Regions from separate parts of the Homo sapiens genome. Here region 2 is linked to region 1. A link is a loop called in an ENCODE intact Hi-C map of the cell type or tissue named here. Cell type or tissue: dorsolateral prefrontal cortex. All regions are shown on one strand.

What was found. Peaks named below come from ENCODE experiments on the same cell type or tissue, not always from the same donor. Only the 100,000 strongest peaks of a DNase experiment are listed, where the experiment ranks them.
Region 2: it touches region 1 in a loop (2.6-fold over the local background); 3 of 110 quality-filtered maps call a loop at or near these places.

What each region holds. Positions count from the first base shown.
Region 1 is chr3:114,844,815-114,852,814 of GRCh38, reverse strand. The region is part of intron 4 of ZBTB20 (zinc finger and BTB domain containing 20); the gene reads left to right. Among named protein-coding and RNA genes, the nearest start is that of ZBTB20-AS3, 24 kb to the left of the region's middle. In dorsolateral prefrontal cortex, no CTCF peak of the experiment used is centred here; DNase peaks (open chromatin) are centred at 3,986 and 4,444; H3K4me3 peaks cover 1,191 bases; H3K27ac peaks cover 6,752 bases.
Region 2 is chr3:114,898,120-114,906,119 of GRCh38, reverse strand. It overlaps ZBTB20 (zinc finger and BTB domain containing 20), which reads left to right. Exons shown (of 12, transcript NM_001348800.3): 4 at 5,778-5,816. Among named protein-coding and RNA genes, the nearest start is that of ZBTB20-AS3, 29 kb to the right of the region's middle. In dorsolateral prefrontal cortex, no CTCF peak of the experiment used is centred here; no DNase peak of the experiment used is centred here; H3K4me3 peaks cover 1,452 bases; H3K27ac peaks cover 5,493 bases.

The sequences.
Region 1 (8,000 bases):
TTCCTGCAGCAAACAGCTGATAGAATTAACTCAGTGAAAAATGAAAACTAATCAGAAAGGAACCTGCATTGGACCCAGATTTAGCTATCAGCTAAGCAAAGCTAATAGCTTTAAACAAAAACAAAAGCAATACAAAGAAACCAGATCAAAACATATACCACAAGAAGAATTATACAAGAAAATAATATCTATTTTCCATACTAGCAAATAAATAGAAGACATTGTGGCCTCCTTAAAATAAAAGGTCAAGGCCAGGTACGGTGTGGCTCACACCTGTAATCTCAGCAGTTTGGGAGGCTGCGGCGGGTGGATCAGCTGAGGTCGGGAGTTTGAGACCAGCCTGGCCAGCATGGTGAAACCCCCTCTCTACTAAAAATACAAAAATTAGCCGGGCATGGTGGTGGGCGCCTGTAATCCCAGCCACTCGGTAGACTGAGGCAGGAGAATCACTTGAAGCTGGGAGGTGGAGGTTGCAGTGAGCCGAGATTGTACCACTGCACTCCAGCTAGGGCAACAGAGCAAGACTCTGTCTCAAAAAATAAAATAAATAAAATAAAATAAAATAAAATGAAAGTTCAAAAACTAGATAAACAGGATTGAATAAGTGATAAGACAAATAAGGAGAAATAAAATTGTCTGTGAGAGAACAAGAAGGAAGTAGAAGAAGAAAATAAAACTCTAATGGGACCAAAAACCATATAGGAAGCAAAAAGCTGGGAGAGGAAGGAGAAGAACTTCTACTGATATTACCACAATTGTGAATAAGAAAAATCAAGCAAATAAAAATTTAAAAAACAGTTTTTACATGATATGAAAAAGTGATCATTTTGATTGGCAACTCGTATCTCAGACAAAAATAGTATCTCCAAAAAATAAGAGCTCCTGCGAATTGATAAGAAAAAAGACCAATAACTTTTTAAAATTAATTTTTTGCTTAAGAGGCATTACAGAATTTACAGAAAATAAGTATGTATAGATATAGATAAAACAGTGTTCGGAGGAATATCCATATCTTTAAACATGACTATTACAGGAAAGAAAATAATTATAAACGTATTACCATTCATCTCATGAAGTTGGTTAAAAGAACAAAAAACAAATCTGCAAAGTAGAAACAAGGAATTGATTAAAAAAATAAAGTCAGAAGTTAAGGAATTAGAAAATAAAAAAGAGACACACTAATAAATCAAAGAGTTGGTTTTTTCAAAGAGAATAACAGAACAATAAACAAACCAATATCACATGATTTAATTACTAAATGAGAAATCCCACAAATGCACAAAATTGGAAATACAATGGGGAAATAACCAGAGAAATGGAGGAAATTAAAATGATTATAATGAATACTTTATATATATATGTGAAAAATTTGAACATAAGGGATAAATTTTAAGTAAATATAAATTACAGGAAAAGACTCAAGAGAAATACAAAAGAAATTCAGAAAGTTTCTGGGCTACCACTAAAATAAATAAATTGTGTGTATGTGTGTATACCTGTGTGTGTATCTACTAAATGAATAAATCAGTCAACTTTGTAAAGAGACAATTTTATTTCTTCTTACCTCTTAAATGTGTTACCAACTTTTTTCCATTAGCATTGAATAGTCAAGAAAACATCACACTAGATTTCTGTTTTTTCTTGCATGAGTAGATATCTTGTCTCATTGATTTGCTTTACTGAGTCATGTGGAGCCAAGTAGAGAAACAGGCTGACTCGGCATCCCTCACACAGATTTCTTCTGGCTTTAAGGGAGCCACCTAAGAGAGTTTGGGTAGACAGGATAATGAAAACAGCCCTGGTTTCTGGGCTTGGTTCTTTTTATATTGCTTCCTTAAAATATGCAGCATTTACAGCCATTGCTTTGTGGCTTTATTTTTTTTAATCCCTCAACTGAGACATTTAGACTAGATGAGTGGCTCATTTCTTTTCCCAGAAAAGTGTGCCTATCCACAAAATTTTGAGGCTACACAGTCTTCCCAAACATCCTCTCTCCACCTGGAGCTTTAGGCCATGGGTTAGATCATTTTAAATTACTTCAGCTCTAACATTCTACAGCCTCAGGGAATATACAGTTTTAAATTGAACACAAGCTTCAGAAAGAGTGATCGTTATTATGAGAAGCAGAACACAGTGATTACACTTTGACTCTGGAGCCAGACCACCTTAGTTCAAATTTTAGCCCCTTTATTTACATAATGCAGGGCCTTGGGTAAGTTACTTAACCACTCTGTGCTTTAGTTTCCTCGTCTGTAAAATGGAGAAAATAATAGTAATCACTGTAAATAGTAGTCACTAAAAAATAAAGGTTGTTATGAAGGTTAAATGGGTGTATACATATTAAGCTCTTACAGCATACCTCTTAATGAATGTGAGGGATTACTATGTTTCTTACTAGTTAAGATGAAGTATCTCAGCACAGAGATGAACACACCACCTATCTCGCTATGAACACACCATCTACTCCCTATGAAAAATCCTGTTTATATTTTGGTCGTGGCTGAAATATCAACTTTTTCCATGTGAACCTGTAATCGGGTCCATTATTCTGCCATAAAGTAGTAGTTATGAGTGTTGCTATATACAGGATGTTTTGGGAAAGATTTCCTGATTTTGGCCGGGCGCAGTGGCTCACACCTGTAATCCCAGCACTTTGGGAGGCTGAGGCAGGCGGATCACTCGAGGTCAGGAATTCAACACCAGCCTGGCCAACATGGTGAAACCTCGTCTCTACTAAAAATACAAAAATTAGCCAGGCGTGGTGGCGGGCACCTGTAGTCCCAGCTACTCAGGAGGCTGAGGCAGGAAAACAGCTTGAATCCAGGAGGTGGAGGTTGCAGTGAGCCGAGATTGCGCCATTGCACTCCAACCTGGGCAGCAGAGCAAGACTCCATCTCAAAAAAAAAAAAAAAAAAAGATTTCCTGATTCTATTGCCTTAATTTGGGGCTGTTATTAAGAATCTCTTATCAGATCCTCAGTAGAGGAGATGATTAAATTAAACCAGGGGTTAACTTGATCCAAGCTAGGCAATTATTTTTTCATATTTTCCTTGTTTTTGTAAAGTCTTTTTGCTATGCATGTGTATATAATCTGTGACCTAGGGACAACTACTTTCTTTGAAAACCATAATAACATGATAAGTATAAAATTATGTATTTACTTAACAATACAAAGCATATATCATTTTCCTTGAGTGGCAAAGTTGAGGAATTAATTAAAAACAAATAGTAGTTTGATAATTTAGTGTATAAATATCAACTGTCAATTAGAAAACAAAACACAAAACAATCACTGCATACAGTTTCAGGTAAGACTTATAGTTTGCTATGCCTTTATTCTCATTGGTAGAAAGCATTTTAATGATTTACTCATGGTCACAGAGGAAGTGTATCCAAGTTACAATTAAATTTCAAAATATTGAACTAGCTTATATAGAGCCAATTTTATCTTGAATTTAAAAACAGTTGTATAGAATAGAGTCACATAAAGTATCAAAGATTGCCTTGGTTGTATATGGAAGATAAAAGCCAGGTTCTTACACTTAAAAGAAATGTTGATTTATGTTGAATTTCAAAAGAAATGATTAGATTATCCCTGTTGCCTAGTTAGCACAATTGTCTCAGTGCTCTGACCTTGGTTTGTTAAAAAAAAGAAAAAAGAAAAGAAAACAGTGCTTTCCTAGGGAACCAGGGACTCTCTCAATACTTACCATGTTTATATTTTTACATGAAATTTAATATTTTGAAAATGTATGAACCCAACATGACTACTCTGTCTACAGGTTTTATGTTGGACTGTTGCCATCTGTGGTTGTGAAGCCAAGTGTTCTGCTGGGGCAGAATAATCAAATCAAAGTTAATGGGGTGACCATCTAAGCAGGGCTCTTTGTCATTAAGGTCCACTCTTGTGATAGTAGCACATTATCCTGCTGATTGGATTTGTAGGAAGGCATCCACCTGTGGCCCACATTGGCAGAGAGGAGACTTACTGCAGAGGCAGCCCTGGCGAAGGAGAAGCAGGAGGTAGCCGCCCTGGGCAGCAGATTCTTTTGCTGAAAAGCCAAAGCGTGCAGGACAGCATAAGCAATATTAGTAGATGGGTGATTGACATAGTATTTGGTTGATTTAGGTCCCAAAGTAAAGTAACCAAAGGCAGAGGATTAGAAACTGTATCATTAGAGAGGAATGACTTGTCTTGAGCAGGGAAAAAACAACTACATGTAGAGACACTGAGCCAGCTGATCAGACAAAATTTAAGCACGTGGGGCCCTTTACCTCCATCTCAGGAGTGATTTTTCTCTGTTTGGACGAGAGCTATTGTAAGAATTTCCATGTCTGTTGGGGGCACAGAGGTTCTCACAGACTATGGTAAACATGATTTGGCTCACACGCTCTCATAATCAGGCTGACTTGCACTGAAACAGAGAGTGCTCTATAGCGGTGCCAGGCCTCTAGCAGTACCAACTGTTAAATAATAAACAGGCCCTGTTTGTTGGCAGCCTCTTCCCCTCCTGCCAACATGGAGTGCCCATTTTCTGGGTTTACCTGCCCGCATGTGTTCAGACACTCAGAACAGTGTGTGTGTTGTGTGAGTTGGTGGTGGCATGGAGGCATCAGTCTACATCTAATCTGCTTAGTTTATTATTCTCTCAGGACCTCGGGTGAGCTAGCAAACACGCGGGGCTCTGGCAGCACGAACAATGGCTATGCTGTCATTCTAGATAATATTACAGGCTTTGCAGAGTGCATCAGCTAATTGTTTTTCTTATGTTCATTTTTGTTTCTTCAAATTCTCTCTCTTCCTTTGAGCTGGTTTGTAGGAAGTGGGGATTAGGAGGCATAAGAGTGGTTCTGTCAATTAGATGCATTACTTCCTGAAAGCTAGAAAGTATTTGGGTTGTTGGATTTTAATGCAGTATGTATATAGTTAATTCACATTGATAGTGAGCCACGCATTCAGTCAATCAACAAGTGCTTACTGAAGGCCCACAGGGTGCAAAGAACCCTGGACTAAGTGCTTAAACTTGACTCCATGTGCCTTACTGTGTTATTGCACAAGTGCTGGAGTAAGGTTGGAGTTTTCCCAGATTCCAGGTACCCAATGACTACAGTAGATTATGAAAGAGCAGTTCAGGTGAGAGCCAAGCTAGAAACACACACATGCAAACCTCAGAAAAAAAAGGATTCCCAAAAGTCCTCTATTTTGTCATGGAGACTTTTTTCTCCATTTCACTGGTCCCACGAAAAGGCCCTTGATAATCTGAGTTTTATATTGCATTTTTGGCCAAAGGAATTTCATATGTTTCACAGATGAAATAATTAAAAATAGACTCTCTTAATTCCTATAAACCCTCTTCATCCCCCACCCTCCCAGTAAAGCCCAGGATAAATAGGCCGTGTTACCATTTCCAGGAGGCTTTTGGTTGATCAGTGTAAATGAGGCATATTCAAAGTTGGTGATCAGGGATATGTAGTGTTAGGTGGGGAGGGTAACTATGAAGCATGTAGTGTTTCTTTTTTTTTTTTTCTCATGAACCAATTCTAAAGGTAAGGTCCCAAATCTGAAGTAATGACGGTATCCCTGGAGTGACTTTCTTCCAAGGTGACCATTGTGAAAAATAGCCCTTGTGAGAAGCCTATAGATTTGTTTAAAAAATTAGTCCGATTCCTTTATAATCATGGCTCACACATGATGAAGCTATTAATTGGTTGTGGTACTAAAACCATTTGCTTGAGTGAAATGAAACTTCTCCTCTCTCAGATCACTAAATATACTTTAACTGTGGAGTAATCATTCCGTTTCTTGGACTAAGATATTTTTAGATCAAGAGTAAATATTTGAAGTAAGAACTCTGGTGACAGCGCTGGGAGTGTTTCAGAAAGTTAGGATGGTAATCTCATATTCAGTCTAATTTTCCCTGAATTCATGCCTCAACAGTGTGTAATGAATACACTTATGGTGGAGTCATTTTCCTTTTATGAGAAATGCAAGGCCCCATCTTCTTATTATCTTTTAAGAAAGATTTCTCTGGTTTATAGTGTCAGAAGTGGTTTTAAAAATCCAGGCAGTATTGAATTCACACAGAATGGTTCAGAAAAGCCTGGTAGTAAAATTCATAGAGAAACAATTGTTTAAAATGCAACTAGCATTGTATAGCAAAATAATGAATTTGTATTCTCTACTAGTCTCCTGTTGGATCCATATCCTCTTGTCATTGAGTTCTCAAAGGTTTCATCCAAAAGAACTAGGCTCAGATTGATTACCCTTCATCCAAGCAATTTTGCCTGTTTGCACTAGGCCTCCTCCTAACTAGCAGGTCTCAGTGCCCTCACCAGGACACTCCCCAGATTGGCTCTAGGAGAGCTCTCATTTCTCCCTGTGTCAGGCTGCTTGCAGCTAGCATCAAACACAAGCTCACCTATGCTCTCGAGTTTTCAGCATTTAGTCTGTTGTGGATGGAAAAGTAGATATCAAACTCTTTAGAATTGTATCTAAAAAGAATAAAGAGCCTTTGAGTGAGGGCCTGAGGAGCAAGCTCTCTGAGGAGGAAAGCTCATCAGTATGGTGAATTCTCTCAGCTGCTTGACCGCTTTGTCTTCAGTGTTCCAGTGAATTGCATTTTGATTTCATACACATGCATACAAACACACAGACACACACATTATATAGGTATATGTAGGTGTGTATACAACCCTATTATACTCTCTATAATGTGTATGTCTCTAACATACATATCTCTTGTGTGTTTATCTAACCACCTATCTATATCTCTGGTAATTGTCATTGTTCCCAGTGATTTAGACATTAAAATCTATGAAAATAAGCAGCATCTTTTGAGTACCTATTTAAGCACCCACATACCTGGAAGTCCTCAAGGTGCTTATAAATTTCCACTAGACTCTTAATTCATATGGTCAAGACAAGTGCAGTTGAGCACCAATGTAGCATATTACCTTATTACTCATTAAAAAATCACTGCCCAATTTAGTGTTTCGCATAATATAAGAATGTATTTGTTGTATATAATAGAAAATATGTATATAATTACAATTGACATTGGTTGTTGGTAAAATGGGATTGCTGGAATAGCGCTTAAACAAAACAAATAGTACTGACCTATTAGAAAAATTAATTATGAAAGAAAAGTAATGGATTATAGTTGCAGATAATGGTTTTGGGGACACTGCTGGTTGAAATTCATCCTGAGGCTTATTTACAATTGGCACAATTAGAGCTTTTGAGAATTCAGCAGCCTTGATTTATTTGCAGGGGTTCATATAGCACTTGAGTCACGGGCGAGGTGAGGCACAGAGGTGGGTAGGGGACTTACTGCTTTACATTTAAGTTCTATGGAATTTCACATTTCTATTTTGGGGAAGAAAGGATTGTCTCTAGAGAGAGAGCATCAGGTTCTTTAACAAGATTTAATAAATTTGGGTCCTTGTATCGATCAAACTTCATACTAGATCAGATAACAAAAAATTGAATATGGCTTTGCACTAGAGGCTATTTTATTTTCTGTGCTGCCAATGAACTAAGTTTCTATAATTTTGCTTTCACTATTTGAAATTTTAATTTATCCATCAGATGTTTATTGATACCTAATGTGTATTCAGTACTTTACTAGCCACTTGGGATCCATCAGTGAAAAGATAAGTAACTCATGTAGTATGTTAGGAGATGATTAGTGCACAATTCATTTATGAATGACCCATAAAAGAATAAGTTGATAAATTAGATTTCATGAAAATTAAAAAATTCTGCACTTTGAAAACATTATTAAGAAAATGAAAAGGTAAGCCACAGACTGTAAGAAAATATTTGCAAAGAATATATCTGATAAAGAACTTATATCCAGAAAATACAAAGAACTTCGAAAACTCAATAATATACAACATATTATTTAAATGGGCAAAGATTTGATCAGGCACTTCACCAAAAAAAAAAAAAAAAGAAAAAGAAAAAGATGGTATATGATGAGCACATGAAATGATGCTCA
Region 2 (8,000 bases), 53 kb before region 1:
ATAGAGTAGTGAATAAAGTAGTGTGGCCTCTATGGAGTATACAATCTAGTGGGAAAGAAAGAGATAATAAACACATAAGCCAATAATCACCCCAATAATTTAAACTGTCATATATGCCACAAAAGAATAAAATAGTGGAGGTATCTGTCTCAGGAACTATAGCTAGAAGAAGTTTTTTAGAGAAAGTATAAGAACCACATAATTGGTTAGGAACTGCAGAACTCTTTCAGTGAACTCTGTGTAACAGTTTCTTCCATACCGAGTATCTGTTAACAGGTAGGATTTGGACAACTCATTCTTGTCCAATGTGGGGCCAAACTAACGAGGCTTTCTAACCTGGTGTTAACATTTGAGACTCAAATTCTCATATTTTAAGTTTGTACTGATTAAGAGGAAAAATAGGTAGAAAAAGCACAAGAAAATAGATTGGAAGATTAGTCCTTTAAAGATTGGGAATAACTTGTTTACGAATGTGATTCCTTAATTTTTTATGCAGTGTGAATTTTCTTAATCATCAAGAATACAAGCTAACACAATTCATGCAACATTCCTTTAGCCAATATTTAAGACCTACCTACCACACATTATGTACTGTGCTAAGTAAAAACTACAGATGTAATGGTGAATAAGATACAAATGCTGGTCCCCAAGTTTACAGTCTTATGTAAAAGACAATTCCAGTGCAATAAAATGATTATTATGACAGGATTAGACACAGGATATCAGATTCTGGAGGAGATAATATCTAAACTAAGACCCCAGGGATGTATACAAGCAGGCCAGTAAAATTTTCACATTTTCTGAGAATAAATCATTGATTTCAATAGCCATAACTTCAAGTTGAGGATATTTTGAAAATATAATTTTTAATATTTTCTAAATTTTAGGTTCTTAAATACATTTTTAAATTAGCTCTTAAACTTTTATTTTAAAAGTTGTGAAGTTTAAGTTAAGTCATAAAAACCCAACAGCTATTTTCTCTAGAATATGCTGTGAAGTGTGGATTATAGGACAATTAGAATTATTAACACTTAGTGTATTGTAGATGAGGTTTCTACTTGAGAGTTCAAATTTATCATGTTTATACATGAAATTTGATATTAAATTCTTTCATTTTAAGTGGCATTAATTATAGAAAATTCAAATTTTGCAGTTTTTGTAAATAAGCTTTAGTTTTTCGTGGATTTTATAGCTTTATTACAGCTTATCTGACCTAAGGTCTAGACAGATCAACTGTGCCGTTGGGTTAACGGTGTTTACCATATGATTTCCTTTTCCTTCTTTATTGCACTTTATCTGTTTCCAGTTCACAGTGTTGATTAATAGATAACTGTGCTCCTCATACTTCCTCTTTCTTATAGGCAGATAGCTTTTCAAAATGAAGGGCCAGACCTAGCTCAGTAATTTACAAAATAAGCATAAGTTTTTCAAGTCTACTTGACAATTTATAGTTCTTACTCTTCATAGGACTTTCTGTTGAGAGAAACCACAGAAGCCAGGTACCTCAATTTTCAAAAGTAAAATTGGCTTTATTGATGAGTAAAGTGTACATTTTATAATAACCATATAATAATGATACAACATCCAGCTCTGTAGTGGGTCCAGAAGGACTAAATACATATTAAATAAAATAAAATTATTTTGAATTACATAGTCTTCTCTCAAAATATCAAATTTAAATGTAAAGCATGTAAAATAGTCCTGTGGATGCTTCCTCAGTCATGGGTGAAATTCTTTTTGTTTAAATTTAGGTTTAGAGCTCTTCTATGGAGTGGTTGTACCCACAGGCCCAGGTGAGATCCTTGTTAGTACTCTAAGTGAATTAGCAAGTAGATTTATTAATGGCTTAAGGGGCATCTCTAGCCAGGCCCAACTAGTATGAAGGGAAGATGAACTATTTCTGTATTCTGTAACATAGAATTGGACCTATCCCACTGGAGAACACAGCTATGCCAACCTAGAAGTAAAAAGAACTTCAAACAAACAAACAAACAAACAAACACTCTATAGTATATCTGCATCTGGAATGGTGCTAATAGTAACTTCACCCAATGCGAGTGAAACAACTCTAGCAATTACATGAACTGTGTGGGAATCTGAAGACACGCCACTTAACAACTCAGGATCTGTGCTGTCCTTTAAATCAAAACACAAATAAGGACTAGAACAACATCAGTATGCATCCATTTCTGTCTTCCCAGCCATAAGAAAAAAACTGACTCTAACGTTTTTTTTTACTTAGAGTTGCAAACCTCATATATAAGGCTCTGGTCATCTGCAGGATCTCCTTAGAATACATAAAAAGGTGATAAGTGCCTACATGTGATTGCTAAGACCATTACACGGCACCTTGGTCCAATTCCAGTTGAGTAATTATATTCATTTTGTCCTTATTTTCCTTTTCCTGATTGTTTCAGTTAAATGTGGAAAGTGATCCTTCATTTTTCACCCAGAGAAGTTCGGCAGTGTTGCTGCACGTATTATTTAGACTTTACTGCCTTTCTTTTCAGTCATAGGAATGGAGCTTAAAAGTGCTGGTTAGAATTGTTATTGTGGCTATTACTATTGTTGCAGTGTTGCCTGATTCAGAAATGTTCTGTGAACATCAAGCACATGACTGGCTTTTGGATGAGCTGCTGGACTGTAGGGTGATGTCTTCAACAAGCCTTCTTTATCTCCTTACTCCTTGCCTAGCTTAGTTCCTTAGCTTAAAGGGACAGACATGCTTTCCCTTTTCATACAACTATGATAGTACTAACAGTTCCCTTTTATCAAATGCTTACCTCATGGCTGGCACTGTGCTAGTTCCTTTATATGGCTATAACATATAACCTGCATAGACAACCTCGTAGGGTGAGTAACATGATCACCATTTTACAGACAGAAAATTTAAATTGCTTAGGATCACAGAACTAAAGATGGGGAGCTGGAATTTGATTCCAGGTTTGTTTGATGGCAAAAGCTAAGTGCTTAACTACCACCCTACCTCATAACTCTACTGCTTCCCAGAACTCTGAGCCCCAGTCTATGGATCACTGATCACACAAATAGCTTCTTACCTTCTCTTAGTGTTTGTCACCACTTCACACAGATTGACCCCATTGACCTCACATTGGAATAATCCTGCAGCACTGGCCTCAGAAGGGCATTGCTGATTATGTTTACAGGCCAGCAGGAAACTGAACTGCTATTGAGAGAATCTCTATGCTGAATCATTTTATCTGCATAACAAAAGTGGTTTGCTCTATCTTCTTTTCTTTCCCTGGTGGTGTTGTCATAACAGTGTCTTTTAGCAGGATTAACCAGTAACTAACTTATTTGCTTTGGTTTCCAATAAATAACTGCAGCCTGTTAATAATTGTGCATGTGTTTTATGTGGCCTCAGATAAACTGAGACAATCTTACACATCTGCATTCCAGATTGGGTCACTATTCCTTCATACTTAATCTCCTATTATGTAACTGTCCATTAACAAAAAATAGATCACATAAGGAAAAAACTTAAATACTTAATTTGCTAGTGCATTAATAAGTGATACTAATACACATGACTTTTTATTGTTACCTAAAGATAGGTGTTTGCTCAGAAATATAAAAAATAAACCTAGTGTATGTTTTCTTGCTTTAAAATGTACCAAATCTGTCACAAATGCTTTGAACTGTATTGTGTTTACTTCTTCATGTGAGCTGTGTCTAAACATTTTTTAGTGTTTTTAAATTGTTAGCTCAATGAGGGTAAGGTGTGTCCTAATTTATCTGTTAGCACGTTGCAGTGCCAAACACAGCACCATGCAGGCAGTAGATGCTCACTGAATGTGATTGAATTAGTGAATAAGTTAGGCTGTGCTAGGTTGAAGAGATTTGAAGTCCTAAATTATTCTTGCCATCATTTCACTCTGCATAATAAGTAAAGAAGTTTTACTAAGATGATTTAAAAATGTGTTATTGAATTACTTGTGTAGATTCCAAAGCACTGGGATAAAAAAGACCCTGGCTATGCCCCTTTGAGGAAGCAGTGAGGGTGTTTCTCACTGTAGGCACAGTTACTGGGTTTTATTTGTGACTGAATTAATTTATTTCTCTTAGGAAGGTTACATTTATGAATTCAATATAGCATTTTATAACTTTTTCCTTTTACCCCTACCCTACCTACTATTATTTTTTCCTATTATAAAAGTCATGCTTATTGTAGATAATTAACTATATATGAAAGTAAAAAGAAAAAATTAAAATCATCCAAAGTCTTATTATCCAGATATAATCACTCTTAATTCTTTGTTTTGTTCTTTGTTTTTTCTTATTCACATAATTTCATACTGTCCATGTAATTGGTAGTCTACATGTTTATATAATATTTTAGCATCATAATACTATAAATTTGCATTTTTCCGTAAAATTTAAAATATTCTTTAAAGTACCTTGTTAAATTTTGCCAAATATTCCTTTATATAGATGTGCTATGCTTTATTTAATTATTTTTCTATTAGATATTTAGGTTGCTTATAGTTTTTTACTGTCATAAAAATTATCTTTTTTACATAAATTTCTGTTGGTTTTCTATTACATTTGATTCCTGGGACTAAAATTACTGAGTAAAAATATTGAACTTTGGGTTCTTGATACATAGTACTCAGTGGGTTTCTAGAAAGTCTTTTGTAATCCACATTCCCATCAGAATATACGAAGATGTTGTTTTATTGAGCCATCATCAAAATTATTACCTCTATATACTTTTAAGCAGTATTATAAAGTGGACTTACTGACTATAATGTGTTGCTGTAATCGACTGTGCTCAGAAGAACTATATAAATTAAACATGTCCGTTTGCTTTCAAAAAGAATTTTTTTTTTTTTTGAGATGGAGCCTCTCTCTTGTCACCCAGGCTGGAGTGCAATAGCGTAATCTCGGGCTAGTCTCGAACTCCTGACCTCAGGTGATCAGCCCACCTCAGCCTCCCATAGTGCTGGGATTACAGGCGTGAGCCACCACTCCTGGCTAGAACTAGGAAATATTTTTAAGAGTACCAGTAGTTCCCAGGCTGTATGTTGCAATACAGTTTCCACCTAAATCCAAATGTTTTTCAGGTCTAATTGTAAACTGCTACTTTTGTTTAATGTGGACTTACATAGTCTTCTGTATCAATACCTACTTCGCTGGCAGTTTTGTCAAAGTGTGTTGAGTTGAGGCATTTTGCATTATATCCGACGTGGTGTTAGCATTCCTTCTTGTAGCAATCAATTTCATTTCTATTTGCTGTTGTAACTCAAAGTTAACGAACATTCAAAGTTTACTTTCATTTATTCATGCATTTTTTTGTGGACTGCTCTACAAAAGCACCTTTCTTCCTTAACAACATTCTATCCAAACTGAGTGCAGATGAATCTGAGTAGTTTCATTTTAGAGAGCAGCAGTCATATTTGTATTAGGAAGGCAATAGTCTTGGAAGAATACCAAAAAAAAAAATCATTTTAAAGTGTTTGCCTCGTCCTCTAGTGAAAGCATTTGAGTTTCAGAGGCCATGGTGAGTCAGAGTCCCTTGCTAGTGCTTATGATACACTGCTAAGGGACTCTGTGTGTGTGTGTGTGTGTGTGTGTGTGTGTGTGTGTATATATTTTCAGATATATGAAATATCCTATAGGGAAAATATTGATAAAAAATAATTTACCTCTTTATGCACTGAAACTTTTCCTACTTCTCTGCAGGAATTGTTGCAACATAAATACTGGTTCCAACTTAGTAAATTAATTTTTACTTATATATTTCTTTTACATTTCAGAATTGATGAATTGCAAGTTTGTGCCCCATAGCTGCACAGGTATGTATATGAATTACCTATAACTATGTAAATCTATATATTAACTAACAAGTTATAATATTTTTATGTATTAAAATTGCTTATAGATTTCATAATGTAAAAATGTTAATTCTTGATTACTTACAGATAATGACAGCTTCAAAGGATAGTACATTTTATACATATATTTTATTTTATTCTATTGTAAGAATCAAGTAAACATTTCTAAGATTTGATAAGGCAAATAATTTTAATTACAAAGCATTCATCTGGTGAAGAGATTATTTTATGGAATTGTACTATTAAAGTGAACGGTGATGTGGGGTCAGACCATTGCAAAACCACAGTTTTGCCATTATTGTTTTATTTAAACTTTTTTTTATTTTGCTGCTTTTGAGTTTATTTTCTGTGATGGTTGCTTTAGGTATGGAGTGGTTGCAGATGTACTGTCTGCTCCACTGTCTCAAGCACTAGACGAATGGGAAAAAAAAATGTTTGCACCTGTTTAAAATCTCAACCATGCAGTGTTGTGGTTCCTGGGCAACAGGCAGGAATTCTCAAAAGCTTGGTTGCACCTGCTCAATTGTTGCTTGCAGCTGTGTCATATGAGTGAGAGCACAGAGAAGCTTGTTAGCAGTGTGCTTGTGCTCTTACGTGTTTTGTGTACTCTGACTCTGAAAGATTCTTACTTGATGTAGACCTTGAACTGTTACATTGGTTTATTCTAAAACTCACTGGTTTTAGCTTCTGAATATTTTCTTTAAATCCTCTGTTTTATGACTCAAATATTTTTTTTTTAGTAGCTGTTGACTGCCCTAGATAATGTGTATGCCAACTTCTCGAAAGAATATCTGGGAGAGTAGATCTCTTCAGATAACTGGGTTGATAATAATTTTTGTCCTGGTAGAGACATTTTGTGTTTGGCTCAATTTCACCGTGTTGGCAGCCCCACTATGTGAGGCTGGATGTAGTTATTGATCCATTTAGCTGAACAGATTTGAAAGCATTTGGCTATTAGTGGACACATGGGGCATATTCAGAAAATTTAAGGGTATATTGTAAGATAATTCCTTAATTTGTGCATGTGTTTCTGTTGCTGTTGGGGTAGAAGTGAGAGAGAAAAAAAGTGAAGATTAAATAGTAATTCTAAAAGAGGGGCTAAAATCCAGATGTAGATTTTATGGAATATTATTCTTTAATTTAACAAATGCTAGATGCTTGGTATTTTTTCACAAATGTTACTGGTAATGATATTAAATGTATTTTAGTTGTGGCTTTGTATGTTTTCTGACAGATATCTATATTTTTGATATAGACAAGCTATTATAGATTGTATATTTTACTAATAGGTAAAGTTCTATAAATGCAATAAAAAGCTGCAACTCAATATTAAAGATATTTAATTAATTTATTCAGTAGGCTCAAATTTCTCATATTGAAAACATCCAAATGACTTGCATTACTCTCCTTAATGTATTCTTTTAAATGCTGAGGAGTTTCCGTCGGTATTTAGTAACATAAATCTGGTCTTAGAGTTGGTGTGTCTTTTCCTTTTATTGGCCCATTTGGAATCCTTTTTTGTATTTTTAACAAATCACTTTGGTATTAATTTAACCTCTTTGGAAGTAGGAAACACAGTACAAAGGTAAGTAGAGGATTGCCACAGCCTCTTATACAATGCCTTGTACATAGTAGTTGATCAGTAAATGTTGAATGAATGCATTTATGAATAAAACATTTCTGGAGTTGTATTAGAAATAGAGGGATTGTGTCCTAAAATCTTATTACTTGTTATACAGTTTAGATAAGTCTTGATGGCCTTTAGTTCTCATACTGCCAGTTACATAGATATGAGAATACTGATAAATTCTGTCCTTAAAATGAGAAATTAATGTATAAGAACTGATCCTTTTTGACTATTTTAATGAATAATTGAAATAACACTATTTGCAATGTGCTTTAAACTAACTTTTACTTATTACAAGAAGTCTGTATGTTATTCCCATTATACACATAAGGCTGAGGCATTAATGGCTAAGTTACTTGTCACCTTGGAAATACTTTGCAGCCCATAAATAAACAAATCTATGTTATATGGTTAATGCCTCGTCTTTCCTGAGCACTGGCTTATGCTTCTCCCTCCCTATCTCTATCTCACTAAAACACAAAAATAAAATGTGTGTTTAATTCCTTTGGGTCAGTTAA